4 separate regions of the Mus musculus genome follow, and regions 1, 2 and 3 are each linked to region 4. The links are chromatin loops, found by intact Hi-C in ENCODE. Cell type or tissue: gastrocnemius. All regions are shown on one strand. Region 1 holds the start of Cryzl2 (crystallin zeta like 2). Region 2 has its middle 11 kb from the start of Cryzl2. Region 3 holds the start of Rasal2 (RAS protein activator like 2). Region 4 overlaps Rasal2 (RAS protein activator like 2).

What was found. Hi-C counts contacts between places; a loop is a spot of excess contacts. Peaks named below come from ENCODE experiments on the same cell type or tissue, not always from the same donor. Only the 100,000 strongest peaks of a DNase experiment are listed, where the experiment ranks them.
Region 1: it touches region 4 in a loop (2.9-fold over the local background); 17 of 42 quality-filtered maps call a loop at or near these places.
Region 2: it touches region 4 in a loop (4-fold over the local background); 17 of 42 quality-filtered maps call a loop at or near these places.
Region 3: it touches region 4 in a loop (2.2-fold over the local background); 6 of 42 quality-filtered maps call a loop at or near these places.

The regions. Positions count from the first base shown.
Region 1 is chr1:157,455,439-157,463,438 of GRCm38, forward strand. Cryzl2 (crystallin zeta like 2) reads left to right here and starts at 3,130. Exons shown (of 10, transcript NM_001033284.2): 1 at 3,130-3,207; 2 at 3,306-3,414; 3 at 6,515-6,611. The coding sequence starts at 3,158. In gastrocnemius, a CTCF peak has its summit at 3,067; DNase peaks (open chromatin) are centred at 2,532, 3,102 and 7,021; H3K4me3 peaks cover 978 bases; H3K27ac peaks cover 1,196 bases.
Region 2 is chr1:157,443,167-157,451,166 of GRCm38, forward strand. No RefSeq gene overlaps it. Among named protein-coding and RNA genes, the nearest start is that of Cryzl2, 11 kb to the right of the region's middle. In gastrocnemius, a CTCF peak has its summit at 3,376 (motif pointing left); DNase peaks (open chromatin) are centred at 439, 3,340, 5,878 and 7,104; H3K4me3 peaks cover 2,590 bases; H3K27ac peaks cover 7,706 bases.
Region 3 is chr1:157,408,876-157,416,875 of GRCm38, forward strand. Rasal2 (RAS protein activator like 2) reads right to left here and starts at 3,720. Exons shown (of 18, transcript NM_177644.5): 1 at 2,862-3,720. The coding sequence starts at 3,063. It overlaps 2810025M15Rik (RIKEN cDNA 2810025M15 gene), which reads left to right and starts at 3,477. Exons shown (of 3, transcript NR_027984.1): 1 at 3,477-4,250; 2 at 4,869-4,920. In gastrocnemius, a CTCF peak has its summit at 3,009; DNase peaks (open chromatin) are centred at 3,034, 3,345 and 3,763; H3K4me3 peaks cover 6,049 bases; H3K27ac peaks cover 7,629 bases.
Region 4 is chr1:157,295,224-157,303,223 of GRCm38, forward strand. It overlaps Rasal2 (RAS protein activator like 2), which reads right to left. Exons shown (of 18, transcript NM_177644.5): 2 at 3,914-4,041. Among named protein-coding and RNA genes, the nearest start is that of Gm51654, 46 kb to the left of the region's middle. In gastrocnemius, a CTCF peak has its summit at 4,529 (motif pointing right); no DNase peak of the experiment used is centred here; H3K27ac peaks cover 548 bases.

The DNA.
Region 1 (8,000 bases), 160 kb after region 4:
CGCAAATCACTTCAATTACCTAAAATATTTTCAACACCTTTCAAGACTCTTTTTTCTTTTTAAAGATTTACTTATTTTATGTATGTGAGTATACTATAGCTTTCTGTCTTCACACACAACAGGAGAAGACATCAAATCCCGTTACAGATGGTTGTGAGCCACCATGTGGTTGCTGGGAATTGAACTCAGGTCCTCTGGAAAAGCAGTCAGTACTTGTAACCACTGAGCCATCTCTCCAGCCTTCAGGACTCTTAAATAGATTTCTACTTTTTTTTTTAGATTTTTCATAAATGTTGAATGCCATCTTGAAAATTTTCCTTACACTCCTTGATCTTCATATTCTCTGAGAATGGCAGAATATTGTGAAAACAACAATAGAACCTTTTTCTGGAGCTGGATAGGCATCTTGGTGAGTAAGAGTACCCGCTGTACAAGCAGGAGGGCCTGGTTTTAATCCCAGCAGCCTCCTCAAAAGCTTGAAGGGGTCGTGTGCATCGCTCCATCCCCAGAACTGTGTGTGTTTTGGGGGAGGGATGTTGAAGACAGGAGAATCCCTGGAGCTTGTTTACTGCCAGCCTAGCTCCGGGTCTAGTGAGAGACTCTGTCTTGAAGGGAAAAGGCAGAGAATGAGAGAGTAACATACTTAACATCCTTCTCTGGCCTCTGTGTGAACCTAGACATGTTCACCCTTGTACATACATGAACTTATACCACACATACATTCCCCCCCACCCCCATATACTTGCACATGAAAACCTTTCTGTAAAAGCACTTAATTACAAATATGAGACTTAATACTTAGTGTTATTTCCAATTACCTGGAAAATTAATACTAGATAACTGAGTTCTCGTTCAATAATTTATTAGGTACATATCTATTAAATACTGAAAATGTTATGCATTATACAGATCCTACAAATTAAACAAGATTAAGAAATGGTTGCTAGGCCTGGGTGTGGTGGTGTATACCTTTAATCCCAGCACTCTGGAGGTACCAGTTGGATCTCTTGTGAGTTTGAGGCCAGCCTGGTCTACACAGCAATAACAATTAATACTCAGAACAAACAATCATTACATACTTCATAAGTTAGAGATTTATTGCTGTTGGCTTTCCTGGCAACCAGGAACTCCCTCCTCCATCCCCGTTGCTATGGATCAAGCTCAGGGCCTTACAGTCTAGGTTGGTGCTCTACTCTGGAGTTACACTACAGGCTTAAGGATGACCATTTGGTGGTGACATGGATTTCTCCACTATTCCTATCTTTCCTTTTTTTCACATTGCTGGAGATTGAACCCAGGGCCTCTAGTTTGCCAGGGTGAGCACCATAGCACTGAGCTACATCTCCAGGTCCCAAGTTCATCTTACATGCTTGGTTTATATGCCGTTTACAGAGTGCTTTCCTGCCTGTCTCATTGGAGCCATGGGTTTTTTAAAAGAAATCATCTCCCATTGTAGACATTGCTTCCCTTCGGTTGTTTGTATGTGGAGCTGAAAATTCCCAACGGGTACGATTATGATGACAGCGCCTACTGCACACCTGAGGGGCTTATTTGTTCTTGGGTTCCTCAGCCCTCAAAGCCTTTAGGTCATAAACTCAGAAATGCATCCTTCCTTTTCGCTTTACAGTTTCCTCCATTCAATTGCTGTTCGTTCCTGCTCAATGCCTTCTCTTATGGAAGAGTTAATTGAGGGCGAGAACCATTAGGGAGGTGGCCAAAGAGGTGGTAGAACTGGATTTCAACCTGTGGCCTATACCCTCTGGCCAGATGTCTTCCAAAGATGCCATGCTGTCGTTAAATCTATTTATCCAATGATATAGTCTTCCATTCTTTCCAGCATAGCATGTACCTCACATACATTGCTGGCGTATAGTCACTTGCTGTTTTAAATAGGTCAGATAGATCTACATCTAATACTAACGTGTGTGTGTGTGTGTGTGTGTGTACATACATGTACATGGTTCATGTGTAAGGTCAGCATTTGGAGGTTAAAGGACAATTTTTGGGAGTAGGGTCTCTCTTTCTACCATGTGACGTCTGGGGGTTGAATTTAGCTTATCAACCTTGATAGCAAGCACCCTTACCCACTCAGTTATCTTGCCAATGCCAAAGCAATTTTATATACTATTTCATATAGACAGTAGTATTATTTTTGGTTCTTCTAGGGCATACCTGTGCCCCTAAGGCTTATGTCATCACTGAATCACATTTACCAAGGGGTAAACCTTTGGAGCATGAGAGTCATTAAGTTTTGGGCTGACTTTTTATTTATTTTTTTACTAACTAATATTTTAAGACAGGGTTTCTCTATGTAGTCCTGGCTGGCCAGGAACTGGCTATGTAGACTAAGTTGGCCTCAAATTTACCAAGATTTACCTATCTTTGCCTTCTGAGTGATGGGATTAAAGGCATGTGTCATCATGTTAATTTATTTTTATTTTTATCGGAGACAGGTCTTACAATGTAGCTCTGGCTGATTCGAATGTTCAGTTTTCTTGTCTCTGTCTCCTGGGCCCTGGGATTACAGGCGTGTGCCCAGCTGGCTTGTCTTTAATTGGATATTCTCTTTGGATTTGTTCAGGATCAGTTAACACCAGACTATTGGTAACAGTTTAGTTTTTTTTATCATAATTAGTCCTGTGTGAGAAAATTAGTGGCAAGAACTCTAGCAGTTCAAATGTAGACATCAAAGGATTCACCTGTGCATTTTGGACTTCTTTCTTAGAAAGAACCCCAGAACTACTACTGAAATGTTACCAAACACAGATTTAATAGTCTTCCAGGCACACCCTGTAGTTCCAGCACTCAGGAAACAAGAGGCAGGAAGATGACATGTTCTAGGCCAGCCTGGTCAACACTGTGAGAGCTACCTAATGAGACCCTGTCTCAAAGACTCTTAATCTGGGGTGATCGAATCATTTCCCTCATGCTTCCTTTTTGTTTTCCAGAACCAGCGAAGAGATCAAGGGTTGCACACACTGTTTGGTCTAACCCTAGAAGTGGTGTGGGGCTGACAGTCCCCTGCACAGACAGACAAGAGCTCCGCCTGCCGGTCAGGTCACCCGGCCAGAGCAGGCACGTCCTGGGACGCCTTTCCGCTCTCCCCAGAGCTCTTCCTGCCACATGCTGGCCACGCCCCTCGCGACTTCAGCTGGCCATGGCAGCAAGGCTGTGTACGCGTTGCCTCCCTCCGGTGTGGCTCTGCAGGTGCAAGCCCAACTCCCCCCCCCCCCGCCCCCCCCCCGGCCCCCTTACAGACCCCAGGGGTACTGCTGAGAAAACCAGCTCCCTTTTCTTTGTTGCAGGCAAGCCTGGCAGGGCCAAGGCCGGCACTACCGAGCTGCACTCTGCACCGAGTTGAAGCAGCCCCTGACCATTCAAGAGGTGGCTCCCCGCCCCGTCGGGCCACAGGAGGTAGGGTGACAAGCTTGACCCCGGGATGCCTCCTTGTATAGTTCAGAGCCTCTGACTTTCTCGGCCCAGCACTCGTGGGCTTCCTGCTTCGGTCAAAATCCTAGTTCCCAAGCGTAGGGGGCGACCAGAGGCTGGAGCGCACCCACTTTAGGTTGGAAGGTCAAGCCCTTTCAAGGTTCACGGAAAGGCTAGAAATGTCAAGGAAGCCCTCCCTCAAATCTCAAGCATAGGCCTCTCAGAGAGCTCCAGAGCCGTTGCCTTAGAAACTGTGTCTGATTTACACAGGACTTTACATAACAATACAGACAAAAGGACCCTTATCCTTTGCTTAGCCCCTCTTCAGGGTCAGTATCAAATTATGTACGGGTCCCCGAACCATTGCCCCCATCCCAATCTATCTCATGAAGAATACAAGCCTGGGCTCCTCTTATGTCCTGCTGTAATTTGGGATGAGATCCTTTTCCTGCCAGGAAATGTGGAAGTCACCTTGGCCTTGCCTGTTGACCACTTTGGTGACAGCGTGTGACACATATGTAGTAGAGAATGACAATTTGAAACAGGGTGGAGTACGCAAGAGTATCTTCATGTTAGGGGTCGCTCATGAGAGGCAGAGATGCAGCTACAGTTGTAAAGGTCACCCAAATGGGGCCTGTGGTTAAAACAGATTATTGGAAGAGAGGGTGATCACAGCCATTCAACTTCCCTCATCTTGAGTCATTCATTTCTGGGATAACACCATGTCATCCAGGCTGGAACTGAACTTACAGTCTTCTTGTGTCAGTCTCCGGAGTGCAGAAATGCCTCCCTACTCTTGGCTAAGTTGTTTTTAAACCAAGGTGGAGTGTCTTGAGGACAGTGGACATGCTATCCACCAGTCAATAAGTACTCCAGTTTTTGGATGCGGAGGCATGGGCTCCCCAGTTTTGCTGTTTGCATTGTAAGGAGCTAGCTTCTGAGAGTGTTTTTATGTTATTTTTCTTTGCCTTTAAATCCCTGGAGTTTGCAACGGGCCCTGGCATGTGGCACATACTTAAAGAACTGAGAAATGAATGATTTTGATAGATAAAGAATGGCTTCTAACCAACCCGCCACCTCTCCAGTAAACGTAAACACGTAGAGCACATTGATCTGGGATTCCAGCTGGCACCTTTTGGGATCCCCACCCTTGTGGGCTGCATTCTCTGATGAGCACCAGAGTTCTCTGGGCCTGTTCAGACAGGTTGCTGAGCCTCTCCTATCTTCCCATGTATGAGTCAGTATGGGGTGTGGCCTCAAAGTTGGAACTTCTTTTTTTTTTTTTTTTTTTTAAGACAAGAGTCTCATTATGTATCCCTAGCTGGCCTGGAACTCATAGAAATCTGCCCATCTCTGTCTTCTCAGTGCTGTCGTTAAGGGCAAACTTCACCCCAACACAAGGTGAAGTTTGAATTTCTAACCAAATCGCAGATGATGCCAGTGATGATGGTCCTGGACCCACCACCTTTTGAAACTCACTGGCTCCTCAAAAGGTCTAGAGTAGTGGTTCTCAGCTATGGATTGTGACCCCTTTAGGGGTTGGATGACTGTATTAGTCAGGGTTCTCTAGAGTCACAGAACTTATGGACAGTCTCTAGATAGTAAAGGAATTTATTGATGACTTACAGTCGGCAGCCCAATTCCCAACAATTGTTCAGTCGCAGCTGTGAATGGAAGTCCAAGGATCTAGCAGTTACTCAGTCTCACACAGCAAGCAGGCGAAGGAGCCAGAGCTAGACTCCCTTCTTCCAATGTCCTTATATTGTTTCCAACAGAAGGTGTAGCCCAGATTAAAGGTGTGTTCCACCACACCTTTAATCCCAGATCAAAGGTGTAGCCCAGATTAAAGGTGTGTTCCTTAAACTCGGAGATTTAATCTTCTGGAATCCATAGCCACTATGGCTCAAGATCTCCTAACCAAGATCCAGATAAGGATCTCCAAGCCTCCAGATAAGGGTCACTGGTGAGCCTTTCAATTCTGGATTGTAGTTCATTCCAAATATAGTCAAGTTGACAACCAGGAATAGCCACTACAGATGACCCTTTCACAGGGGTCCCATCTCAGATACCTTGCATACCAAGGCATTTACCTTACAACTCATGACAGTAGCAAATTGCGGTTATGAAGTAGCAATGAAAATAATTTTATGGTTGGGGCTCACCACCACATGAGGAACTGTGTTAAATGGTCGCAGCATTAGGAAGGTTGAAAACCACTGCTCTAGAGAAACTGCTGGCCATGTGGTTGTAGTTCTACCTCAGTGATGACTTTGTCAAGAGCATAGAAGACAGGGATCTAGGCTGTCCTCCCGGGTTCGAGCTACTCAAATTCCAGCATATTGCCTTTGCTCAGACAACGCCGCAACCCCCTGCTTAGTGGCGTTCTGTTGTTCCCAGTATGAAGGACCTTCCTCAGTTCAGACCTACAAATCTCAGTGTAGTGTGGAGCTCTCACTCCTTGTCGCTCTCTCCTCTTCCAGTTCTAGACTTGCTAGTTTTTCTTTTGTCCCTCACGCAGGGCATCTGCACACGCCATAGCTTTTGTCTGTGCCAAGCACCAAGCGTTCACCTCCAAGTTTGAATCATTAACTCTTGGCTTTTACTAGTGCAAGGGTTACTTTCCTAGTTTTCCTTGGCATTCCTCAAGAGGTCACATACCCTCATCATGTGCTTTCTCCTACCTTTAAGACTTTATGTTAGGTTATAATTTAACACATATGAGCCACGCATGGTGGTTCAGGTTTATAATTTTGAGAGGCCACAGGGAAGATTTTAAGTTTGAGGCCAGCATGGACTACATAGTGAGTTTGAGGCCAGCCTGGGCTACATAGTGAGATTCTGACTCAACAACATATGGCTTTGTTAGCTTTATTATTATTTAGTTGGTGCCTTTTCTGCTATACTTATAGGTCCACAACGGCAGAAACTCGGTCCATTTTGCCTCCTGATAATCTGGCTCATGGTTCATTGTCTGGCATATGGTTGTCATTCGTTCAGTAGCCCTTTTGAAATGCATTATTACTGAATGAACATTGTCTCTAGGGTGTATACGTCTCTGTTTTGTTGTGCTGTGTTTCTTCTGCAGGTCAGAGTTGATGTTCATTTCTGTGGTGTTAACTTTGCTGATATTTTGGCCTGTCGTGGTCAGTATCAGGAAAAGCCTCCTCTTCCCTTTACACCGGGTGAGTACGGGGGACCAAGTGACTGCTACTTCAGAAAAGAAGAATTTAGAGTCTTCAGAGCCACACCCATCTTCTCAGACACTACTCCCCACTCTCTGCCAGGCTTGACCAGTGAGGTTTCTGTTATTTATGTCACTATCATTGTTAGAGTAACTACCTCATGACTCTCCCCCTATAGGCCTATTGTGTCCCCAGCTTAGCATTGTACCAATCCATAGATGACACTCAGTGGTCTAGTTAGATTTTCTGTTGCTGGGATAAACCACTCTGACCAGAATCAACTTGGGAAGGAAAGGGTTTATTTGGCTTACACTTCTATCAGGAACTGAAGCAGAAACCATGGAGGAATTGCCCAGGCCCATCTGCCCAGAGATGGTACCACTCCCAGTGGGCTGGACCATTATACATCAATTAGCAATCAAGAAAATGCCCCACAGACATGCCCACAGGCCAGTCTGACTGAGGCAACCCCATAATTGAGACTCCCTCAGATACTTCTGGCCTGTGTCAAGTTGACAGCCAGTACTAACGAGGACATTCACTAACTACTTTAAAATGAATAAATGGGCAACTGTTTACACAGTGTTGTGTTCTCCAGAATTCTTTTCTGTTAACCCTCCTCGGTCCTTTGCCTTCTTAGTGTTGCCTCAGTTACAGTTTTTCTCTGAAGGATCTCGACCATGCTTGCAGCTACAATCTGTAGCCTTATTGGCATAGACCTTAAGAAGCTTAACGCAGAAGGCCCAAAAGGAAGAAGAGGAAGGAAAAAGTTTAGACATATCTTAGTAGCTCACTGTCTGAATTTTACTGTGCTCTGTCTGGTTACTTTTAGACCATTTTTGTTTTTTTCAAGGCAGGTTTTTCTGTGTAGTCCTGACTGTCCTGGAACTCACTCTGTAGACCAGGCTGGCCTCAAATTCACAGAGATCTACCCACCTCTACCTCCCAAGTGCTGGGTTTAAAGGCATGAGCCACCTCCCCACCCCCCAACTATTTTTAGACCTTAAGTGCATGGATTTTTGTTGTTGAAGTTTATTTAAGGAGATTTAAGTAGAGCTTAGTATGTTTATAGTACATGAATATTTTATAGGGATAAATATAAAGATTATAGTGATTGCATGATTACAACATAGCTGTTATGTTTGGGGTTTTTGGTTGTGTGTTAATACTAGGACCCAGTTCCTTCTGTCTGTGTTTGCTTAGAGACTAGACCAGTGGAAGATGTCACAATTAAGTTATTCCTCTGACAGAGCAAGTAAACTATTCATAAATTTGAGAGGCTCATAAATTGCAGAAGTGGATGAAGAAAGGGCAGATGACACTAATCCATCCTGTTGAACTGAGCGTTGCCTGCATAAACACAGGCCATGTCCTTGAGGACCCCTTCAC
Region 2 (8,000 bases), 150 kb after region 4:
CCAAAATGCTCCGGGTCAATAGGAGTCAAAAGCCCAACTATTGGAGGGCCTTTCTCTGAAATGGTTTGTAATTGCAACCCAGCACCTCTCAGAACACATGCTAAAGGAAGAAAAGGAGAGCCGTTGCTACACGAGTCTATTTTTACTTTACTGGGCTTTATCAAAATCTCCCCCTGAAGTGGCTGGCCCAGCAGGGCCAAGAGATCAAGAACATCTCAATAGCACACAGCAGCCACTCTTCCCCGGTAAAAAACACGGGTCCCTGGAAGCCCTCCACTTCCCGCCTCCCAGGACAATGCTTTTAATTAGCTGCACCAGATTTCGAAGAGAACAAAAGCTCCCCACCCCTCACAGGAAAAGCTTCTACTGGAGATATCTCACTGGGGAAGCGCCTGGCACACAACAGGGAGACGAGAACATACAGGCTGTTCTGAGCTCCGCAAAGAGACACAAACTGGAGTCTCTAGGGAGTCTCAGAGGTTAAGCCAGCGCATTTTCGCTCCCTGTGACCACATCTCCCCCATCCCAACACTATCCCCCACCCTCATCCCCCTGTCCCGTCCAGCCCCGCCCCGCCTTCCTGGGGCCAACGTCTGAGGGCTTCACCTTCCTCCTCCCTCTCTCTAGAACTGTTGGGGTAGGGAACCTGGGGGTGGTAAAAGAAGCTTGAATAATCTTTAGAATCGAGCATCTGGGAAGCAGAGGAAGAAACTGGGAGTTTATTTCAGGTGACAGACATAGAGCAGGCCCCTGTTGTTTTTTTTTTTTTTTTTTTTTTTTTTCGAGACTAATAATATTTCTGGAACGGAGAGGCTTGAATCATACGTCTCTTCATATTGCTGTGTGGGAAGTTTCAGTTATGAGCCCAACAATCAGAGAGACGGTGGTTCGTTTAAGTCTCAGTGGAGCAGTGTGCAAAAGGAATCTGGAAGGATGTTGGGGTGGGAAGGGGTGGGTGCACACCGAAGAGGGAGCTATAAGGATAGGGGTAGGGATGGCTTCCCTGGAGCCTGTTTTGGGGAATAAAGAGGATGGGCTAAGAAGCCTTCTTTCCACCCCTTTGTTTCTCCCTTGAATGCCTTTTGAAAAACATGGGGAAAATATCTTGTGCAAGTGCCTCTTCCTGACTAAGCTCACTGTCAGGAAAGGAAAGTCCGTGCGCTCCAGTGGTTTATTTTTGTGACCAGAGGCTCCAGGCCCTGCACACAACACAGACTCTTCCTTGCTCTGATGGAAAGAAAACTGGGTGTGAGCCTCCCGTCCCAGGGGCCAGAGTGGAGGAACGGGTGTTATCTGAAGGCTTATTCTCCGTTTTAGGAAACGAGAATAGAGTATAGGCTACCGTGGGATAGACGTGGGGTGGAGTCCATTAAACCTGCTGGCAGTGGGAGCTTTTTTATATCAGTCTTTAGGCAAACAAGCATAGAATTAGACTTTAATTAAATAAGGCTTAAACGGCTGTGCTTCCCGGCGAGCCTGCTGGTCATTAAAGTTTACTGTTATCACCTGCTTCTGAGCAACCTGTAGCTCAGGACTGGAGGCTGGATTAGGGGTTTTACATTTGGACACATGGGCCAAAGGAAAGACCTGAGCATCAGCTACCCCCCCCCCCCCGGGGGAGACAAGGCCTCTCTGTACATTTTGCATATGTTCTGGGCAGGGACCCAAAAGATTCTGCGTTTTCCTCTCTGTCTTGCCTTCATAAGACAAGTGTGAATCTGTCTAACCTAGAAGAAAACAGGTTTGGGACTTGGTATCCCCCTGCCTCCCTCTGTCCCTGTCCTTCCTTAGAGATCACCTGCTGCAAGGAACGCTGGGACTTGAGGGCAGGCAAGTAAGTCCAGCAAGCATGACAGTCACATGCTAGGTTCTTCTTGCTTCCTTCCCAGTGAAGATGACCTTAAAATAGAGCTCTGTTTTGAAAGAGTTTCAGGGAAAACTGATGAATATGGACGGAGGAAGGAAACCGGAAAGGTCCAGTTAAAGGGCAAGGCGGAGTCCTGCAGACTTGTTTGCTAGTGTTCCGAGGTAGCGTTGACCCTGCATCAGCAGGCGCTCCCAAATGTGGGGACCTGACTCCCACCACTACTCCTGACCCTTTAGCGATTCCCAAGTGCCCTAAGGGTTATTACCGAATATCCCCACTAGAACAGGCTTCTTCTTTTTTTTTTTTTTTTTAAAAGATTTATTTATTTATTTATTTATTTATTTATTATATGTAAGTACATTGTAGCTGTCTTCAGACACTCAGAAGAGGGGGTCAGATCTTGTTACAGATGGTTGTGAGCCACCATGTGGTTGCTGGGATTTGAACTCTGGACCTTCGGAAGAGCAGTCGGGTGCTCTAACCCACTGAGCCATCTCACCAGCCCTAGAACAGGCTTCTTAAATGCTGGGCTCTGCCTCTTGGGCTCCCTCTTACCCACTTACAGGCTCTTCTTTCAGTTCCTTAAATAGGCCTTGCTTCCTCTCTTCCCTGACCTTTCTTTGCTTCTAACTCCTGTATTCGATGATCCCACTGGAGGGCTCTACCTCCAGGAAGCCTTCCTTCTTTCTTCACCTGGACCCTGAGTTAGGCTTCTCTCCTACGGACACTCACAGACCCTACCTTACCTGCCACCCAGTACGTTGATTCAGAACTGCTCATTCATTTCCCACACTGGACTGTAAATGGCTGAGGGCGGTATGAAGGTCTCTGTCTTGTCTACCTACCATTGTATTCCCAGAGCTTGGCACCCAGTAGTGCTCTGCAAGCTTGTATTGAATCCACAACACTGTGCCAATATGAAAATTGATGGCTGATGATATTTAAAGTACCCGCTGAGGCACCAGGAGAAGGCCTTGAGTTAGACTCTGGGTCTCACTTTATTCCAAGGTCCCCTTTCATCCTACCCTCCCCACAATAATTTACAAACATCTTAGTCTGCAATGATGCCATTCAGCCCCCTTGGGCCTGGGGCTCCTTGATGAATATAGGCAAGCATCTATGTCTAACTTACCACTCTATTCTATTAACTTGAAAACTGCTAACTCATTATAATCTTTTAAAAAAGATATCTTTATAGTTTTGCCTTATCTTTGAACTTTTTGGGAGTAGGAAGAATGCCTTCGATTCTTCCAATATCTAATGTTTGAGAATGCACAATCTGTACATCTTTAAGGACTCATTTTTCTCTGGGAATCGGATTTCTGATAGTGCCACTGTGAAATGCATGCAGGATATATTCAGTGCTGTGGCAACGAGACAAGTTTCTGGAAGGAAACCGGTTCCTGGGTGGGCTGGCAAGCTACTGGCCAGAACAACATGGGCACCACAGCTTTGGCAGTTGGCAAGGGAGAAGCGCTCGAAAAGGCTGCTTCAGGCTGCCCTCTAGTGACCGGAGGCTCTGCCAGGCCAGAAGTCCTTGAACTTGAGCAGGAAGCAGAACCATCTGGGGGGTTTGCCTAAACTATACATGCCAACCCATAGGGTGCCATACCAGTTGGAAGACCAACTCTTTTCTTCATCAGCACCTTCAGGGATCTGCTGCTGCTGTCCTTGATTGCACCGCAAAGGGCCTACGCACTCGATGTGAGAACATCCAAGCTCATTTTGATGTCGCTGGGCATGGACCATTCACTGCTCACTGACTCTGTGTGTGTGTGTGTGTGTGTGTGTGTGTGTGTGTGTAGACGGAGAGAGGAGGGAGAGATGGAGAGACAGAGACAGAGAGACAGAGCAAGCATCCCTGGCATGGACACTAGACTATTTATTCTTCACCAGACTTGTAAAGGGGTGGGGGTCAGGGGCTGGGTCATTCAGCAAACATTTTGGGAAGGATTGTATCACCCCCTCTTGGTGTTTCTACACAGTCCAGTGAATCAGTAATGACGGGTAGCTCCAGCCCCCCTTCTTGTTTTATGCCTCATGATACATATCCTTATGGCCAACACTGTGTTAAGCTGTGCAAATATATCATATCCCGAAGTCTCTAGAGGCACTGGGAGTAGGGCATTATTTGTACCATCCAAGCAGAAGCGTGGGTATCCTGGACAATCGGCTCAAGCATAGGCAACAGCTAGGATTCACTTTCGTGCATCTGTGCTTGGATTCTGTTAAGTAAACTCACTGGCAAGGCAAACAAAGCAAAAGCCACATCCAGCTCTCCGTTATGAAAAGGACCCATTCATACTCAGAAACCCAACAGAGGATGCTCATAGCAACAAAGCAATTGTCTCCCTGGATCTCAATACATCTCTCCCTCTGGACAGTTTTAACTGAAGGCTGTTGCCCTACTTAGGGGCTGTCAGCACATTAAAATGTTTGTGGAGTCCTGCCACTTGATCAAGTTCTCTGGTGTGCAGCCTGGTACTCACTTAAATCATTGATGCACTTTTTCCTGTCCTGGTGGCCCCTCATTGGGTCAGTGCAATGGTGAACCTTATTTAGTGGATTTGGATTTAATACTGGATCTGAGTGCTGCACTGGGGCCTGGAAATAAGAAGGAGGACTAGGTAAGACTGAGTGCCCAACTTTCAGGGGTCAAAGCCCAGAGGGCACTTTATCTTTGATGCAATATAATATGCGCTCTACAGGAAATCCGAGCTCAGGGCTAGGATAGCACAAGACAATTATCCTCTCTGTTCTCAGGAACAAGTTGAACAGAGCAAAGCTATCACCGATGCCTCCGATAATCTAATAATTGATGACCACTAGTATTTTCGTAGGGATTGCCTAACGTTACATCATTTGCTTTCATATTTGCTAGGTCAGGTCTCTCTTCTTACATAGTCTCTCTTTCAGTACCTGGAAAAGAAGCCACGGCTGGGAAGGTGCCATCTGATTTCAGCTGGCTAATCGGCTTTTCCGGAAAACTTTAAGCATAAACTCACAGAGCCCTTAATGAGAAAGCTCATTAAAAGAGCCGTCTAAAATGGTGAGACAAATTACATGCACAACCCAGCCCACTCTTTTCCTCTTGGTTTCCTTCGCTCCCTCCCAGGCTGTGGCATTAAAAGGACAAGGTGAAGTAAGCCATCAGGTGGAAAAAAAGACCCTGCCACTCTAGGCAAACCATCTCTACCTCGATGCTTTGATGACATTTTTTCCCCTGCACCACTGCAGTGTTAAAAAACGTTCCCCAGACAGCAGGAAGCCCATGCACATATAATGATGGCCTTGGTAAAAGCCTTTGATTGTGTGTATTTGGGTGGAACTTGAGCTTGTAATTGGCGAGTTCACAAATTGTCTGTGACAGAGCCTCTCTCTCTAGAAAGCTTGTTTATCCCAGGGAAATCGAAGTTTCCTTTCTTGGGGGGTGGGGAGAGATGTTGGGGGGGGGGCATTTCCAGGAATGTTGCTTCACGATGGTAGTAGACAGTCTATCTCCATGGCTAGTCCTGTGAATTGTCCTATTAGATCATTCCCTAGCACAGTCATCTGTAAGGAAACCTAAGGCTAACGGGGAGGTTCAGGAGCTAAGCTAGGCTTCCTGCCTCCTGGCTCAAAAGGAAGTGAGAGCAGTGCTGTCCACTGGGAGGAAGAGACAGACGGGAGGTGGGTCTTTCTTTTCTTAATTTCCTTTTTTTTTTCCCCTTTCCTCTCTTATCCTGGGGAGCCTGAAAGGAAGATTACACAAACACTAACCCTTCCACACCTGGTAAATGAGCAGTGTTTGTGGAAAAGGAAATCCTCCCCGACATCTTGCCCCTTGATTGACTAAGTGTTAAGAATAAAGTTCTTGTAACCTTGCTGTGTTCCCGGGCTGAGGCTGAGAGTCAGAGAAAACCAAATTAGCTGCACCCTCCAATTGCTTGACTCTGGAGAACTTGCCAAACACCTCTAAGTTTAGCGTCTGCCAGGTCCCAGGCACTGAGTCAGGCACTCAGAAGGCAGAACCTGAGAAGTCTGCATGTCTATCCTGAAGTTCTTCATGCTTTATTCAGGGTGAAGAGATCTTAGAATGTCATAAAACCAGATGCTAAGCTGGACAATGGTGGCGAACGCCTTTAATCCCAGCACTTGGGAGGCAGAGGCAAGCAGATTTCTGAGTTCGAGGCTAGCCTGGTCTACAGAGTGAGTTCCAGGACAGCCAAGAGAAACCCAGTCTCAAAAACCAAAAAAACAAACACACAAACAAAAACCAAAAAACAAAACCAGATGCTAAGTGCTTTTTTTAAAAAAAAAAAAACAAAAACAAAAAACAAAAAACAACAACAACAAAAAAAAAAACTCTAAATGGTGGTCATGTGAAAGCTGGGGCCAGGAATGGAGTGTGTATTTAAGGCTGAGGAGAGTGAGAAGTCACAGGTGGTGAGACCAAGGTAGGAAGCAGGGCTCTGAATCAGAAGCTGTAATAGGAAAAAGAATTCCCCGAGGGAAAGGGAGAAACAGACAGGTGTGCAGTGTCTGAAAGCACTGGGTAGTAGAGGAGACTCAGAAAACAACGACGGGACCAGGAGGAGAATGAGCAGAGGGCTGGCTTCAGAAGCTGCAATGAGCCAGCCATGTTAGAGACTGACAAGAGCCTGTGAGACCCGGCAAACAGGTCACTGGGGACAGCTCGAACAGTCTTACTGCTCTGGGCGTTGGTGCACAGTTGAGACAGTGAAGGAAGGGAAGCTTAGTGGAGTCGGCTGTGAGGAGCTGGCTGTGATTCGCAGGGAGGGGTAAGGAATGAAGTAAAAATGAAACCCCCACTTCATGTATGACTTAATTACATACGTAGTCACGAGCCACATGGAAGGAGGCCTCGGAGAGGGAGGAGTTAACATCTGAGGGCAAGGTGGGATTAATGGGGTTAATTCCTACCCCACAGAATCTGAGGATTAAGTGAGATTCCTGTGGTGAGGTCTTTCTTAAAGCTAATCACACCTGTGAAGTATGATTGTCCTGCTGCTGAAATAGCAGCCCCTCTGCACCCTCCTGAGGCCCGGGAGCTTGCTTATCGCTCGGCAGCCGAGATAGGCAAATCGCGCAGTCTGGATGGTCTTTTTGTGTGTGCAATTTTCCATTTCCTCCAGTCACCACTTCAGGCACCGGAGCCCAAGGACCGCTTTAGCCCTCCTTGACATTTCTTCCTGCCAAACAACACAACTCACCCGTTCCCCTGGGTCACAACAGGATGCTGGGGCTTGATAAGCAAGTAGCGATTAAGGGGGAGGACAGGAGGCTCCCCGTTGTTGTTAGGAAGTGGGATTAACATCTAGACCTCCTGGGAACTTTGTTTTCCCGGTTTATTAACTTTTTTTTTTTTTTTTTAAATCAGGGAATTGAAGAGCCTCCGGAGGCCACGAAGTGGGCAGTTCTCTCCCAGACGCGCGTGAGCCACCCTCTCTTCTCTCTTTAGGAACTCTAAGTCCCACCAGGGCAGAGTTTTGTCTGTTTTGCTCGCTGTTGCATTCCCAGAATCTAGCGTCTGTCTGGCACATGTGGTGTTTAATAAATACGTGTTAAGCGAATCAATTCATCCATAAAATATTTATGTTTCCATTGATTTGAAAGAAAAGGTGGGTGTACTACAGGCCATGAAGACTTTTGTAGATAAACGGTGATAAAGAGCAATCAGCATGGATTTAGGAAGCATATGCTGTGTCAGGCATTTGGCGTACCTGGTATCTGTGATCCCAGTCATTTTATAAACGGGGAAACTGAGATCCAGGGAGAAGTCCTTTGGTTGAGAATGTAGGGCCGGAAAGTGAGGGAGCCGGAGCTCTTAACTGCTTGACTCTAAAGCTTCCGGTCTTTCTGTCTCAACCCCATTTTTCACTGTTCCTTGGCTCAAACCAGAATTTGACCACCTGGAACGTGAAGTATTCTCCTGTGCGCCATCCTTTACTAAGGACAACGCTGGCTGTGCCGTCTGGTTGCCTAAGACTGTTTTTAAAAACATCTATGAGGCTTTTCTAAAATAATTGCCAATGGCAGGGGCGGGCTAGCCTTCCTTTGTGGTCCGACAACCCGTTGTACCCCTCTGTCATAGAACAAAGCACAAAGTGTTGTGCTTTACTTTGTTAGATAG
Region 3 (8,000 bases), 110 kb after region 4:
TACCTTGTGAGAACAGAGTCCTCCTGATGGTGAGTTAAAAAGCGCTCAACTGAGAGCTTGTTCAACAGCTGGCTTCAAAAGTCAGGACAGAATCTGTAGGCCAAGTTGTAGTTAAATAATGGGACCAATTAGACCACAGTCCATATTTAATCCACAAACTTAGAGGAGAGGAGTGAAAACTTCTCTGAAACAAGTGGACCACACTTAAAAAAAAAAAAGTCTCTATAAATTATGTAGAGGATCAAAGATAACCCAAGAATACACAAATCGGACAAGAAACAAACAAACAAAAAAAAACATATTCCATAAATGTTTACTTTCTTGCTGGGCATGGTTGCCCATGCCTTTAATCCAGGCATTTCAGGAGGTAGAGGCAAGTAGTTCTCAATGAGTTTGAGACCAGCCTGGACTATATGGCAAATTTCAGGCCAGCCAGGGCTACGCAGTGAGACCCTGCTTAAATAAATTTTAAAAATTGATTTTCCACATTATTCTAACCTCAAAGAATCATACAATAAACAATTTTTTGTTTGTTTTTTGTTTTTTGTTTTGTCAAGACAGGGTTTCTCTGCATAGTCCTAGCTGTCCTGGAACTCACTCTGTAGACCAGGCTGGCCTTGAACTCAGAAATTCACCTACCTCTGCCTCCCAAGTGCTGGGATTAAAGGCATGCGCCACCACGCCTGGCTCAATAAACAATTTTAAAACTATCTAAAACAAGCAAGACCCCCTTAGTTTTGGTTTGTATGGACAACAAAGCAGTCTCCAGGGAAAAATCCTTAAAAGAAAAGCAGCAGCATTAAACAGCAAGTAAAACTGAGTTTTAATTAACTGACAAAAATCAAACATTAAAAAAAAAAAGATGATGCAGTGGAAATTCTACCACTAAACATAGAAATACTTCCTCTGAATAACTTCTTGTGCATGAATTTATGTGCATGTAAGCCAACTACTTCAGATTCCACATTGTATGCAGAAACCTGGAGCCAGGGAGATAAAAATGACTCAGACAAAATTAAATGACAACGAAGCTGTGGCAAAACCAAAAAGAAAACTATCTGGTTCTTGGCCCTAGTTGTGTGCTACTAATTTCTAGGTTTCTTCAAACATATTTAGACGTGTGTGCATATGACAAGTCCAGTTCTAGAACAGACTACCAAAACATTAGTAAAAATTTACATGGGTTACATGTGAAGGATATGTACAATAATAAGGTCTAGAATATCCAGCTCTGAACACTTGTCAGCCAATTATCATATATACTAACATGGTCCTCTCTCTAACATTGTATAAAAACAGTAAGAGAAAGTGTATACAGACAGAAGATAAAATGTAACCACAATGTATTCCAATTTATAGTCATTTTTAGACTCTCATCAACTTTTGTTATAAGTGATCAGCTAACCTGAACTAGCAGACAGGTGGACTACCAGGCAGCAAAGCTTTTAATCCAACCTGCTGAGAATGAATTGAGTAACTCTGCGTCAGTTCCCACCTCTTTGCTTTAATTCCCCCATTTAGCAAAAAGGAAGAGAAAAAAGAAAGAAAGAAAAAAAAACATTTAGAAACACCAGCAAAATTCTAAGTAGTATATACATAAATTTCTAAGAACTAGCTATAAGGAGAGTTGCTTTTTTTATATAACTAAAAAGACCCTACAGATTATTTAATCCACTCATTTTGTAGATAAGGAATTTGAGGCAAAAAGATGGCCTTATCTGCCCTAAATTGTTTAATAATTTTTAGTGACAGAACTGAGGCAAGAATTCAAATGTCTGGGATCTTTCCTGAAGTCAACTGAACTGTCCAAAAGACAACTTATAAACCATGAAAAGATGGTCTTGAATTATAAAGCACAGAACCTATTTGGAAGTATGAAAGCCAAGCCATAAATACAATATGCTGATCACTAACAGCATATTAGACAAACAAAACTGCAGGACAGCATCTCAACACTGTGTGATTCCAGATACTTCAAATTGGTCATCTTATATTCAACCACATTACTATGTCTTTTATGGTCATGTGTAGCAGAAACATTCTGCTAGCTTGATATTTTGGAAAGCCACAGCTAACCCATGCATACAGCATGTTTAACGTTGCCACAGCCTTTCCTGAATAGAAAATCATCATTCAGGTTTAATTTAAAAGATGGTTACTCGGAATGCAGAAAGGGAAAGTTTCTTTAGTGTGTTCATCACTTTAAACCTGCTGAGTGACAACCGGGTAGCTTAACCACGAAAACCAGAAACAGCAGTGCAATCTGAAACAACCTACACACTCAGGACAAGCAGAGAGTACGGTTCAAGGAAAAGCTGTCGGTAAATCTACTGCTACCAAACACTTGAACTGGGGCTGGTGCAAGGGCTACGGCTAGGGCTGGGTGTCTCTCCCATCTCTGCCCCCCACCCACAACCCCTCGATTTTGTTTTGTTTTGTTTTTCATTCATTAGCTCATCTTCTACTAAGCTTTTTCATATCTTTCTCTCAACACTTGCTTCACACAACAGGAAGGAAATGAAATCCCATTCACTTGGTTTTGTGCCTTGTTCCATTCTACCTTCCTGAGGACTCAGCAGCAAGTGCCTTTAATTAATCACCTAAGAATTACGTCCAGATAGCTCAACTCTATAAACTTACTGTGGATATCTAAAGAGGTCCAAAGGAGCCTACTGAGTCACATAACCAGGCGCTATATATTGGATAAACTTGTCAAAAAGCATTTTCTGCAACAACAACAACAACAACCAAAAAAAGATGTGGACAGCTGACCTAGGATAGATGGGGGACTAAGAATGCATCGGAGCCCAAGGAAAGATGAGAAACGCCAGCCTCTGAGGCAGACGACTTGTGATCCTTACCGAACACCCGGACCCAGCTCTGCTGCTGGCACACTGACTCCAGAAGGATCCGATCCAGCATGCCACCGGCCACTGCTCCGCTGACTGGGACGACCGCGTCCAGATCCTCCGGGGGCAGCGGCGAGTCGGACTCCAGCCCCGTGAACATCTCCGGCCACGACAGCGCCTCCGCGGCTCCTCCGGACGACGGAGACAGCTCCATGGTGTCCCAGAGGGAGCAGGCGGCGGCGGCGGGGCGGGCTTCCCGGCTGCGGGAAAGGGACGACGGCGCGGCCACCAGCACCCGAACGGCTGCGGGCGCGGACACCGCTCACCTCCTTCCCCGCCGCCCACCGCCCGAAGGCCGGGCGCCGCAGCCCACCTGCAAGCGGAGGGTGGGACCCGGGCCGGGAGGCGGGTCCAGCGTGGTCCGGAGCGGAGGCGGGTCCCGGCTCAGGTGCGGGTCCGGAGCGGACGCGGAGCACCCGGGAGCGCGGGCTCACCTCCCGCCCCCACGCAGCCCTGCTCAACCCCCGCGGGCGCGTTCGCGGGCCGCCCGGGCTTGGGCTGAGGATGGAGCTCGGCCAGGCAGGGCTGGGCTCGGGGGCGTCGCCGCCAGGGGCCGCCCCCTCTGACCGGCTCCCGCCGCCGTCGCCTCGGGGGCTCAAAGCGCCGGCTCCCTCAGCCTGAGGGGCGCGCCCCGGCCCAGCTTCTGTCCGCCTGGCGTCGGCTTGCTCCCGCGGAACGCGCAGGCCGGCCCGCTAACTCTCAGGCCGCCGCTCCGGCCGCTGCTTGGGCTCCTCCGGCTCGCGCTCCTCTGAGAAACCCACAAGCCCGGCAGCCGCGGCGCTGGCGGCGGCGGCAGGCGGCATCCCAGGGTGATAGGCCGAAGCAATCGAGTGCCGAGCTCACGGCCGCGTGTGCAATCCAGTAACCGAGCGGAGGAGGAACTGCCGCCGAAGACAGCAAAAATCGGGCACCGAAATACTCAGCGGGCCAGGCCCGCCTACTTTCCTAAGACTATCCTGCTCCGACCGCCTCTCGGTGCGGGGATCCTCGAGCTGCTGGTGGAAGCAGAGACGGTGTTGGGGAGGCGGAGAGAAAACGGGGTGCGGGAAATTTAAAAAGATGGGAAAGGCGCTTCCCTTTTATCTTAGCCCCTATCCTGTTGATTTCTGGACCAATGCTTCTTTCTCGGACGAAGAACATGAAGACGCTGCTTTATCTAACAGTCACCTCGGAAGAAACGCCATGGTTCCTCCACAAGGGAGATCTGGCCCCGCGTCTTGGATCCTGAGATCTGTGCGAGATCCCGGCTTTGCGCCCTGTCCGCCCTGGAGCTGGATTTATCATCAGTTTAGAATAGCATGGCTACGATGTGTGGTGCGGATGGATGGACGAGCCCCGCAAGTACATGAAATGCCCCAAAGCCCCAGCATTAACCAAACAAGCTTCTCTTTTTTGCCTTTGATCTTTGCAATCTGTTGGCTTCTCTTCTAACAGTGTCACTTGGGTTTTATTTTTGGTCTATGTGTAAACTGTCTTCCTCCTTAACATTGGCTTCGTTTTGTGCCCACCCAAAGCGGGATTCACCAATCCAGATTTCAGAGATTTTAGGCATAAGTAAATAAATAAATAAATAAATAAATAAATAATAGTAATAATAATAATTTCGGGTAGAAATTTACCAATTTAAATTATGTTGACAAATCAGGTTTTTCAACAATTTATGAACATGGCTACTTCAAACCAATCAGGAATTTTTCATAATTAGATGATGCTAAAAAATATTTGGGGGAGGGTTTTTGTTGTGTCCCAGCCCACCCCAGCCCTCATTTCTCTCTACTTTGACCTTCTATAAGAGGTCAATCTAATTTTCTAGGTTTTAGGAATTCTCATGTGTTTTTGTGTTTTATGGGAGTTATAGCATGCATTTTATAATTTTCTCCCAAATTTTACATAGAGTAATAGCATGTTAAAACAAGAAGTGACTTTAAAGATCCTCTCACCCTTCCTCTTGTTTAACAGGTGCAGACAGGACAGTCCACATCACCTGCCAAAGCAGCCAGCAATGCAACAGGTACGTCTTACAAGCTCTCAGTGATACTGATTTCTTCAACTCTGATCCTTCAAGAACTCTGTGATTAGATTTGTTAATCTGGTGCTTAGCAATGAAGTAGAGTAATCCCTCCCGGTATATAGAAGCCCACTTGCTTGCTATCTGACTACAGTCAGCTCTCCAATTTTAATAAATGAGAGATAAGGAAGCTAGAAGTTACAGGACCCAGCCCTAAACAAATCTAGTGTTTTCTTTCTCCCTTCTTTCCTTCCTTCCTTCCTTCCTTCCTTCCTTCCTTCCTTCCTTCCTTCCTTCCTTCCTTCCGTTTAGTTTCAAGACAGGGTTCCTCTGTGTACCAGCCCTGGCTGCCCTGGAACATGCTTTGTAGGCCAGGCTGGCTCTGAACTCAAAGAAATAGGCCTGCCTCTGCCTCCCGAGTGCTGGGATTAAAGGTGTTGGCCACCATACCCAACTCAACTCCAATTTGTAAAGATCTCTGAAGGGACATTGTCCTTTTGCAGTAGAGGGAGGGAAGGAGAGAGAGAGAAAACCCTTGGCATAGGATTTCCATTTGTATTGAATTATTGTTGATGTCTCAAAGAGTAAGTGAATATGGACACCAGCCGTACAAATCAAAGTATCTACTCATATGTATGGATGTATTTACCCAAGCTGTTATCCCCAAAGCAGCATTAGGAGTGGTATATAAAATGAAGGGAAAAAGGTTTTCCAAAAATTGATCTAAGTGCCATCATGTCTCTTAAGGGAAAGGCTCTGTCAAACTCCCTCTTATCCTGCTTCCTTAGTAACCTCTGTTTCCATCCAGACCACTAAAACTAGTCACTACTTCACTTTGGCATCCTGAGCTCGTACTAGTTGCACACCATCATCCAGTCACCCAAGTAACATACATCTGGAATGCATCTAATGTCTCTAGGTCTAAAGGAAAATACTTTCACGACATGGAGGGTAAATAATTCTGTAATAGAAACAGAATTTTAAAAACAGTCTTTTAGCCAATGGAAAAATAATGAAGCACAGAGTACTAATAAATCATCTTTCTGAAGATAACTGAATTAAAACTCTAGCCTTCTGCAGGAAAGGATGGCACTGCCTATAATCCCTCCTGGGAGGTAGAAGCAGGAGTATCAGGAGTCCAGGTCACTCTTGGGTACATAGAGATTTGGAGACCAGCCTGGCTACTTGAGTCTCTGAATAAAAACAAACAAGAAACCATTAGTAGCCTAATTTGAGGGGAGGGAGCAAGATAGGGTTTCTCTGTATAGTTTTGGCTGTCTTGGAACTCACTCCATAGACCATTCTGGCTTTTGGCTCACAGAAGAGATCCACCTGCCTCTGCCTCCAGAGTTCTGGGATTAATGGCATGTGCCACTACTGCCCTGCTTAGTTTATTAATAAATCTGCATTCTTAAGGATTTTTGGGTTTGCAGCAGGTAGAGTTGTTCTGATATTTGTGAGGAAAGGTCATTTTTTTTTCCTGAAAGTGATTATCATTAAGAAAAATAACATAGAAAAACAAAAAGTAATAAACCAATTTGTATTGCTCAAGGTAGTTAATGCCACTTGCATTTGTACCTGTGGTATCTCTGCAGTATATTTCTGGATTTTAAAGTGAAAACAGACTTTTGTATGCTATAAATCCTAGTTCGCGAACAGACTATGAAAGAGTTGAAGATTCATTTCCACCTGCTTTGTCCTTCTGCTTTGGAGCTTTAAGATGCTCAGCACATCTGTGAAGTGGATAATCACTGGTCCTCTTGTTCCCCAAAATCAAACCCAACAACTAGGACAAGTGGGAACTGAGATTAGGAACCTGTGGAAAGATGTGAGGAGTGACAGGAGGAGTTTCCCAGATGATGGCCTAAAAAGCAAAATCCAGGAACAGTCTGAGCTTTCTAAAAGATAAAAGAGGTCACTGCTTGTGAGCCTGTATCACTAATCTTAAATGGAGATGAGGGTTTTGAGTCTTGGCTGTTACAACCTAACAGGTTTGTTTGTCTTCCCTCTTTCCTCTGTCTGAAACTGCACATACCTCAGGAGGTCCCACCCTTGTAAGTGCCCTCCCCCACTTCTCTCAGCAGATAATCCCATAAACAGGAAGTCAGGAGGCCGGCTTCTTTTCTGCACCCCCTTTCTTCTTGAGCATAGGGCCCTAGCGCTTTCCGGATTGCTTTGTACAATGTTGGTGATACAAGGGAAGTGTTGAGCCTTCCCCTAGATCTCCAATCCCCCTAGATAATCCAAGCACTTCTGTGACTATAGTGTCAGCTGGATAATGTTGAGTTTAGGACACCTTATCACCAACCCATCTGCAGTGCTGAGGTCCAATCAGGAGTTTATAAATGTTGACTACATCCACCAAGATGGCATTTCCTGGATTTCAGACGCAACACTTCCCAAATCTCTTTGTGTCCCCTGTTTCCCTCACCCAGACAGCCTCCCGGTCTCTAATTTATTGTAAAGGAGCTAGTAGATCCTACTTCAGACTCACAGAAATCCAGTCATTTATACCCTCTCATGGCACCTGGTTAGCTGCGTTCTTTCCCCTGAGGACTTTCTGCTTCCAATTTTTTTTTTTTTTTTTTTTTTTTTTTTTTTTTTTTTGGTTTTTCGAGACAGGGTTTCTCTGTATAGCCCTGGCTGTCCTGGAGCTCACTTTGTAGACCAGGCTGGCCTTGAACTCAGAAATCCACCTGTCTCTGCCTCCCGAGTGCTGAGATAAAAGGCGTGCGCCACCACGCCCGGCTCTGCTTCCAATTTTATCTTACCTTCCTTATAGGTGATTTATCATCAAGTGTAGTTAGGACCAGATCATATCGCCTACAAAAGGAAAGAAAAATGCAGAACCATTCCATGTCTAAAAGGGACATCACTCAAATGTGATCCCCACCCCCACCCCTAGCCAGCATGCAAAGCACGCTCCCAAAATACCTAGCTCTTTGTTTACTCCTAGCTGCAAGGAAGCAACCCCATCAAATGCCAAAGGCCTTAATCAAGTCCTTCCTTATTCTCCAAGCTGACAGTGACCCCCAGCTTCCTCCATTTGTTCCTGTTTCACTTCTGGGATCAACACAATAAAT
Region 4 (8,000 bases):
ATTAACCTAATAAATACTTTCTATGCTCTAGATCATTTGAAAAAGTAAAGACAGAACTCTTTATCATGGCCTTCACTGTTCTTGATTAGTTGGTTCTTGCTAACTATTACTTTTTATTTTGTAAACTGTTCCAAAAGCTGGGAATGTTTAATGTTTGCTAGATGTTTCTGGATGATATACTTATAATTATGATTGCTTTTCCCTCATTCCCTCCCGGAAAACTATTATTTCTCCCTTAAAACACAGACAAGATACTGGTATTTCTGTAAAGGCACTTTTTGGTATTTTCTACTATAAATCTAACCCACCTAAGGCAAGAATTCACTTAAACTTTCCTTTGTAGTTACAATAATAATTTTTAAAACATAGTGAAATAAAATTCATATAAAATCTAGCACTTAAAAGTGAATAGTTTAATGGCATTTGGTACATCCAGAACATTATAAAACTACTACTCTGTCTAGTTTGAAATAGTGATGATTTTATATTTATCTTAAATACCACAATGGGGCTGCTTCTTTGTGATTACATCACTGTGTGTTAGATGTTCAGTAATACAGGATACTACATTGTGGTACATGATTTAGCTTTAGAAAAAAAAATGCTTTCATGTCCTAAGTAGGATTATATGATAGTATAAATTCTTAAGTGTTCAAAGAATCAGGAGATAGCGGATACTTTCAGAAGTGGGGCCCACTGAGGGGCCTTTACACTAGTGGGAAGCATGCCCAAAAGGGCAACAGTGGCGAGGTTCACTGACTCCATCTTCTTGTGTTGCTTCTCAGCCTGAAGGTAACCAGTTCTGCTTTGTTAGACATTGTGGCCATGATATACTGCCTCATTACTCACCCAGATGCAATGGGTGCATTGGAGGGGAACCTCCAAATGAGACCCACTGACCGAAGAGGGGAACCTATAGAACTGTGAGCCAGAGTAACCCTTTTCTCCTGAAAGCTTAGCACCTCAAGTGTCTGTTGTATAAATAGAAAGTGGACTAACACACTAAACAAAGGGGAAAGGATGGAGGAGATCTCAAGGATATAGGAAAGAATCAGATATTTTGGGAACAAAGTTTATAAACTGTTTTTTTTTTTTGGGGGGGGGGTTGTTTGGTTGGTTGGTTTTTTTTTTTTTTTTTTTTTTTGGTAAAATTTGTTCCATAAATGCATACAAGGAATTCCTGTCAGGTGAGAGTGTGTGCCTGTGATCTTGACATTCACAAGGCTCAGGAAGGAGGATCTTGAGTTTGAGGATATTTTGGATTTACCAAGCAAGTTTAAGGCCATATTTATATACAAAACAAAAGTCCCAAAACAATTACTTTCTTTTCCTTTCTTCCTTCTTCCCTCCCTCCCTTCCTACTTTCTTCCCTCCTTTCCTTTGTCATAAATTTATAAACACTGGGGGATACACCTCCAAACCAAAAAAAAACCTCTTATTTTAAAGCTTAAAGTAGAACAAATGATAATAACATAATAAATTATTTACTATTTTATAAGGTGACAAATGCTATAAAACTAAAGCCATGCAGTTATACCAGAAGTTGTAGATAAAAATACTAAATATATAACCAGAGAAAAGTGAACTACTATAAGTGTTTTCTGCATTCGTATATTTATTAAAACACTATCCACAATGGCTAAGAGAGAATTAAACTGCTATGGAAGCATTGAAGACCCATAATGGGAAAGCTGTTGCCTGCTACTCAAAGCAATGTAATCCACCTCTAGATAAAAGTTAATCAAGCTGGACCAGGCAATCAAGGGACCACCCATCCTGAAGGAAGATTCATCTTAAGATTAATCTTAATTGCTAAATAGCTAGGAGGAATAACTATCCCTTTAATGGGATAATGTACTTTTCCTTCCACGAATGCTCATCCCCAAACCCAGTCCCTATAAACCACTATGAGGCTCTGCTGGGTCTTCCAACTTTCTGAGTTCTGACTCAGAAACACCTAACTTTATCTTTCTTCTTCTTCTTTCTCCTCTTCTTCCTTTTTCTCTTCTGTCTCTGTCTGATACTGACCAGCACCTAAGTTTGCTTTTTCTGGTACTCTGGACTTCCTTTTCTAAAGCTCTCCTCCCCACCGTATGGCAACATCTCTGCAGTGTGGCTCCACCCTTCCAAGCTGGCTTGAGTCAAATAGAATGACTTTTTCTTTTTCTTCTCTATCTTCCTCTTCCATGTGGCTGCTGAGATTTGAAGCTTGCCTGCTCTGAGGATTTTTTTTTTAAAGTTAATAAAATTGTCCTTAAGCTTCCTTCAGAGTGTGTTCTTGATATTACTTTATCAAGAAGACTAAGAGTCCCAAGAAAGGACCCAGAAGTCTCTGGAAACATTTGGCAACTCACATGGAACTCCTCAAATTTTCCAATATCAAAACCAGGTATCCATCAAAAGCTAAATGGATTTTTTTAAAAAAATGTGGCACACATACACAACAGTGCATTACTCAACCATTAAGTTAAGAGACCCCTACAGAGACAAGGCAGAAGAAACAGCAGTTCTATTCTAAGTTGTAGCAGGAAATGAATTACTTCAAGAGGTGGGAAATATGAGTGAAGATAAGGTCAGAAAGTGAAAATATACAGACCCAGAGCAAGAGTTAAATGTAGGGAATGAAGGTTCTCAGACATCTAAAATTACTTATAGCAGTTAGCATCAAAAGCTAAATGGGCTAAGATGTAGTTCAGTGATAAAATACTTGACTAATATGAAGGATTTCCTAGGTTCTATTCCCCATATTCACCCCCCAACTCCCCACAGATGCGCATGCATGCACCCATACAAAAAGGAAAAGGACATATGACATTCTATAGAAGATGAAGAGGACCCAGAAAGGAGTACTTGTGGTAGTTTGAATAAAAATGGTACCCATAGGCCCACAGGGAGCAGCCCAGTTAGGAGGTGTAGCTTTGTTGGTGTGTCACTCACTGGAAGGTAGGCTTTGAGGTTTCAGATGCTCCACCCAGGCCTAGTGGTTCACTGTATCTTCCTGCTGCCTGCAGATCCAGGTGTAGTATGCTTAGTTACCTCTCCAGCACCATGTCTGGCCTATGTGCCACCATGCTTCCCACTATGACAATAATGTAATAAACCTCTGAACTATAAGGCAGCTCAATTAAATGTTTTCATTTATAAGACTTTCTATGGGCATGGTGTCTCCTCACAGCCACAGAAGCCCTAACTAAGATAGTACTTAACTGAACAGGAACTTTTTGTGATGGGTTTTGTCTTAGGGTTTCTACTACTATGATAAAACACAGCTACCAAAAGTGACATGGGAAATAAAGGTTTATTTCAGCTTATAGCTTCAAATTATAGTGCATTACTGGGGAAAGTCAGGGTAGGAACTCAAACAGCAGGAACCTAGAGGCTGAAGCCGAGGCCAGACAGGACTGCTGCTTATAGTCTTGCTCCTCATGTCTGGTTTAGCCTGATTTCTTATAGTACTTAGAACCACCAGCCATAACACCTCCAACATCAATCAAGAAAATGCACCACAGGCTTGCTTACAGGCCAATCTGATGAGGGCATTTTCTCCACTGAGCATTTTCTGCCAAAATGACTCTCTTGTGTGAAGCTGACAAGAAACTAGTCAGCACAGGAGTGAACAGATCATTTAGCTCATCTAGACCATTTGCAGGACCAGATTCCACAACTTAATGCCTCTCATTCCAAATTTATCAATTCAGTGTGGTTTTTATGTTTTCCTACTCAAGATCCAGTCTTGCCTGTGGAGCTTGCTATTTCATTGCAGCAACATATCATTTTAACAATAGTACCCACTTACACTACAGTTTATGGTTGCTAGAGTCTGTATTTTACAATGAAACCTTATCAAAATACAACTAAAAAGTATGTAACTTTAGAAATGTGCTTAGAAATAAGCAGTAGCTTTGTAGCTCACCTCCTTCTCCTTGTTGAGCAACACCAACTGGCTGTCTGTGAGGATGCAGTACTTCCTCTCCCATGATGTCGTCTCAGTATAGGGTGACTGACCACAAGACAGACGGTGGGTTGGTGGGCCTTTTACATCTGTGTAGCAAAAAATAAAAACCAATTAATAAACCATTCTCATGCCTAGTACACCAATATTTGAAATATAAAATTCTCATATGGTGAATTAATAGAAGTGATTCTAAACATGAATCTCAATGAACTAAAATTACTTTTATAATCTATTATAATGGATTAAGGAAGACTTCTTCCTACAATCTTTAGAAAAGCTCAAACATTCCAAGATGAAAACGTACCAAAAGCTTAATATAGTAATCAACATAGTTTACATTGAGACAATGGGAGGCTGTTTCAGAACTAAACCGATATTACTAAAAATATAGGAGCAGGGATAACAGTGAAAAGAAAGGACAACAATTTCTCGTCTAGGGATGAAGAGGATTTGAGAATACAATTAATCAAGAATTGAATGAGCAATGTAAAGAGCTGAGTGACTACATCTACAAAATGGATTTATATTAATAAGAACTGGGACTAAAACTATGGTATCACATTACCACTAGAGGCCACTAAGATCTTAAAGCATGCAAAAATTATTTCCTCAAGGAATGATCTAAAGATGGCTCTTGGAAGTGAGGGTGTCTAACATCAAAGTAAAATGAGCTAATAATTCCCAAGTTCCGAATGGTACTATTATTCTCTGTGCCTTTAAAATGGTTTAATATGAACTGCTGACTCATTTGTACTGTGAAATGAGAAACATATCTTAATAATAACTATATATTAGATGATTAATATATAATCATCTAACTAGATATTAAATAAACTTTTATGTTAGTTCCTTAAATATATTAAAAGTCATTTGGCCACAAAGGACTACTTCCTTTTAAAAATATACCAAAGCAATTACTTCAAATACCTATTACTATTAAGATGTGCTACAAGAGCAATCCAAACTGGTGACAGTAGTAAACAAATACCCACAACGGTAAGGCCATTGTAAATCTTAAATAGCAGGTATATGGCTTTGACTTCAATAAATGCAAATAGTTTCTAACTGTCTCAGGTTGTAATTATCCAAATATGCAAAATTACAGGCAGTTATTTGTAGAAAGCTACAACTCAGTTATCAGAGCACATAAGTTCACATGTCTCCTCTCGAATCCTATAAGTGGTCAATATTACCTTCATTTTTTTTCTGGCTTAAATTCTTAGCCTCTATGAATCTACTTAAATATGTCTTGTTTTAGGGAACTCACCAATTCCCTCCAAAAAATAATTTAGGGTGTAAGAACCAATAATACTAAGAGTTTGCGAGACATGGTGCTGATTCATAGGAATCTATTGCCTCGGCCTCCTGTTACTTTTTCTGTTTCTGTTCTATAAAATATATAGCAGTTACATATGGCATTGCAGTATCTTCACTCCATACCTATAGCTTTCCCTTTGTAGTCTAAGCATCTTTATTTAATGTTAGAACTGCATCTTAAATTATCCTAAAGTTTTTCAAAATTATTATGAAAACCTTAAAATTCCTCTCTCTCTCTCTCTCTCTCTCTCTCTCTCTCTCTCTCTCTCTCTCTCTCTCTCTCTCTCTCTCTCTCTCTCTCTCCTTCCCTCTCTTTCCTTTTCTCCCTTTCCCCAAGTCAGGATTTCTCTGTATAGCCCTAACTATCTTGAAAAATCACTCTATAGAATAGGGTGTCCTCAAACTTAAGAGATCCACCTGCCTCTGCCTCCAAAGTGCTGGGGTGAAAGGTTTATGCCACCAGTACAAGGCTAATAAATAAATTCTTAAGCTTTGGACATGTTTATAATACTCTTATCTATAGTCAAAAGTTATGTCAAAATTGACTGCAGTCATATGATCTAGACAAATGAATTATATTTTATTGCAATGTAGGCTTAATTCCACAGTGAAGTATTAGGAAAACTTAAATCTATGTTAAATAGGGACCCAGTAACCTACACAAGTTGTATTCAAGTGACTAACTTTGTTACACTAGGTAGCCATGTATAAAACAAACTGTCCATTGTACTATATGACTGATACTAAAGCTAGATGGTGTTGATAGACCCCCACCCTTTAAAAATTAAGAGTTTGAGAGCCTATATTTATGTTTCCTGATAAAAGATAAATCTACATCAGTATTAAACTTAAGAAAACTTGAATTATCTGTGTGATTCTGAGTACTCTGAACACTCTTCGTCTGTGAACCTGAACTTTCTTCTAGTTTCCCCTGGTGCTGTGAATGAGTCAACAATAAAGCATGTAGATTCCTAGAATCATTTTAGTTAGTAACTGCAGGAGGAACAGGAAGCATTTTTAAAAATCTGTCTACAATGAGAGACTGATGAGTTATCCTAGAAGCCACTATTGTTCATTTTTATAGCTATTTTCATAAGTTTTGATAGTTTTAAGAGTTATATGAAAAAAGACAGGAATAAGTGATTATTTTTGTTCTGTTTGGTATAACTGGATTAAGATTTAAGAAATTGTTTTAACAAAACAAACAACAATCCCTGATGTTTTTTTAGACGTCTATAGATTTGACTCACTCTATCATGTAATGCATGGAGAATTGTAAGAACAGAGCATGCTCAGATCATTGCCCTACTTCACCTTAACAGTATCGAAAAACTTCATTTTTGACTCTAGTGACTTACTTCTAATTCTGAATTCCAATTATTTTTAGTACCTAAAATTCACTAGAGAAAAGCATAACAGAGTCACAAAGAAGACTCTTAATAGCAAAATTAGAAACAATTTTAGATTTGCTGTGTCCCATTCCTATGAGAATACTAAGGACATTACGTGCTGGCCTCCTTACAAAAATTAAATAATTTTAGAAACATTAAGAAGAATCCAAAGTAAACTTCTATGCAAAGCACTTTAAGACTGGCTATTTATCACCTTGTAGCATTAAAAATTATCAACTTTTATATGAAGATCTCTTGAGACTGAAAAACTACTGAGAATATGTATAGGTTATGTCAACATCTATTATATTAGAAATTAAAATCTACCACATACTGATATTAAAATGCATCTTAATGAAACAACTATTTTTAATAAAAATCTAAAAGGATGGCACTGTTTTTACATTTTTTTTTCAAATGTCCTCAAGGACTGGCTAAATAAAAGACAGACTAGTTCATTTATGTTTCTATATGCAATTTGTTGCTTTAGTCATTTTGGTTGATATATAAGAGAAAACCAGGACTTAAGATATGAAGGTTTGAAACAACATTAGCATTTTAATAGTATTTTTTTTAAATTATGGGCATTCTTCAACATAATACCAAAAACTGATAAGAATTATCAGACAAATAAGTAGGAGGAGTCAGTACAACATGGACTCTGAAACCACAGCAACAAACTTTTCACATATATACATTTTAAAAAACAAAACAAACAAACAAAACCCTCCTCTACAGTGGGAGAGGACGCACCTAGCCTTGCAGAGACTTGATGTGCCAGGGTTGAGGGATATCAGAGGGCCCTCACCCACTCAGAGAAGGGGTTCTAGCATGGGAGAAAGACTGTTGGGGAGGAGGGCAGCGAGCAGAATGTAAAGTGAATAAGTTTAAATATATATATATATATATATATATATATATATATACACACACACACACACACACACACACACACACACATATACACATACATATGCATACATACATACATATATACATACATATATACATACATACATACATACATACATATATGGCTGGAGAGATGGCTCAGAGGTTAAGAGCACCAGCTGCTCTTCCAGAAGTTCTGAGTTCAGTTCCCAACAACTCATAACCAGCTATAACGAGATCTGGTGCTCTCTTCTGGCCATGCAGGCAGAACATTGTATACATAATAAATAAATAAATCTTTTAAAATATTTAAAATTAAAAAATAACTGTTTTATATTTTCTTTTGAGTAGTTCCTTTTACCACATACTCATAAGCACATGAATATTATGTGTTAATCATTTAGAAAACACTGGTTAGCTGGGACTTTCAGCCTTCCAAGAATGAT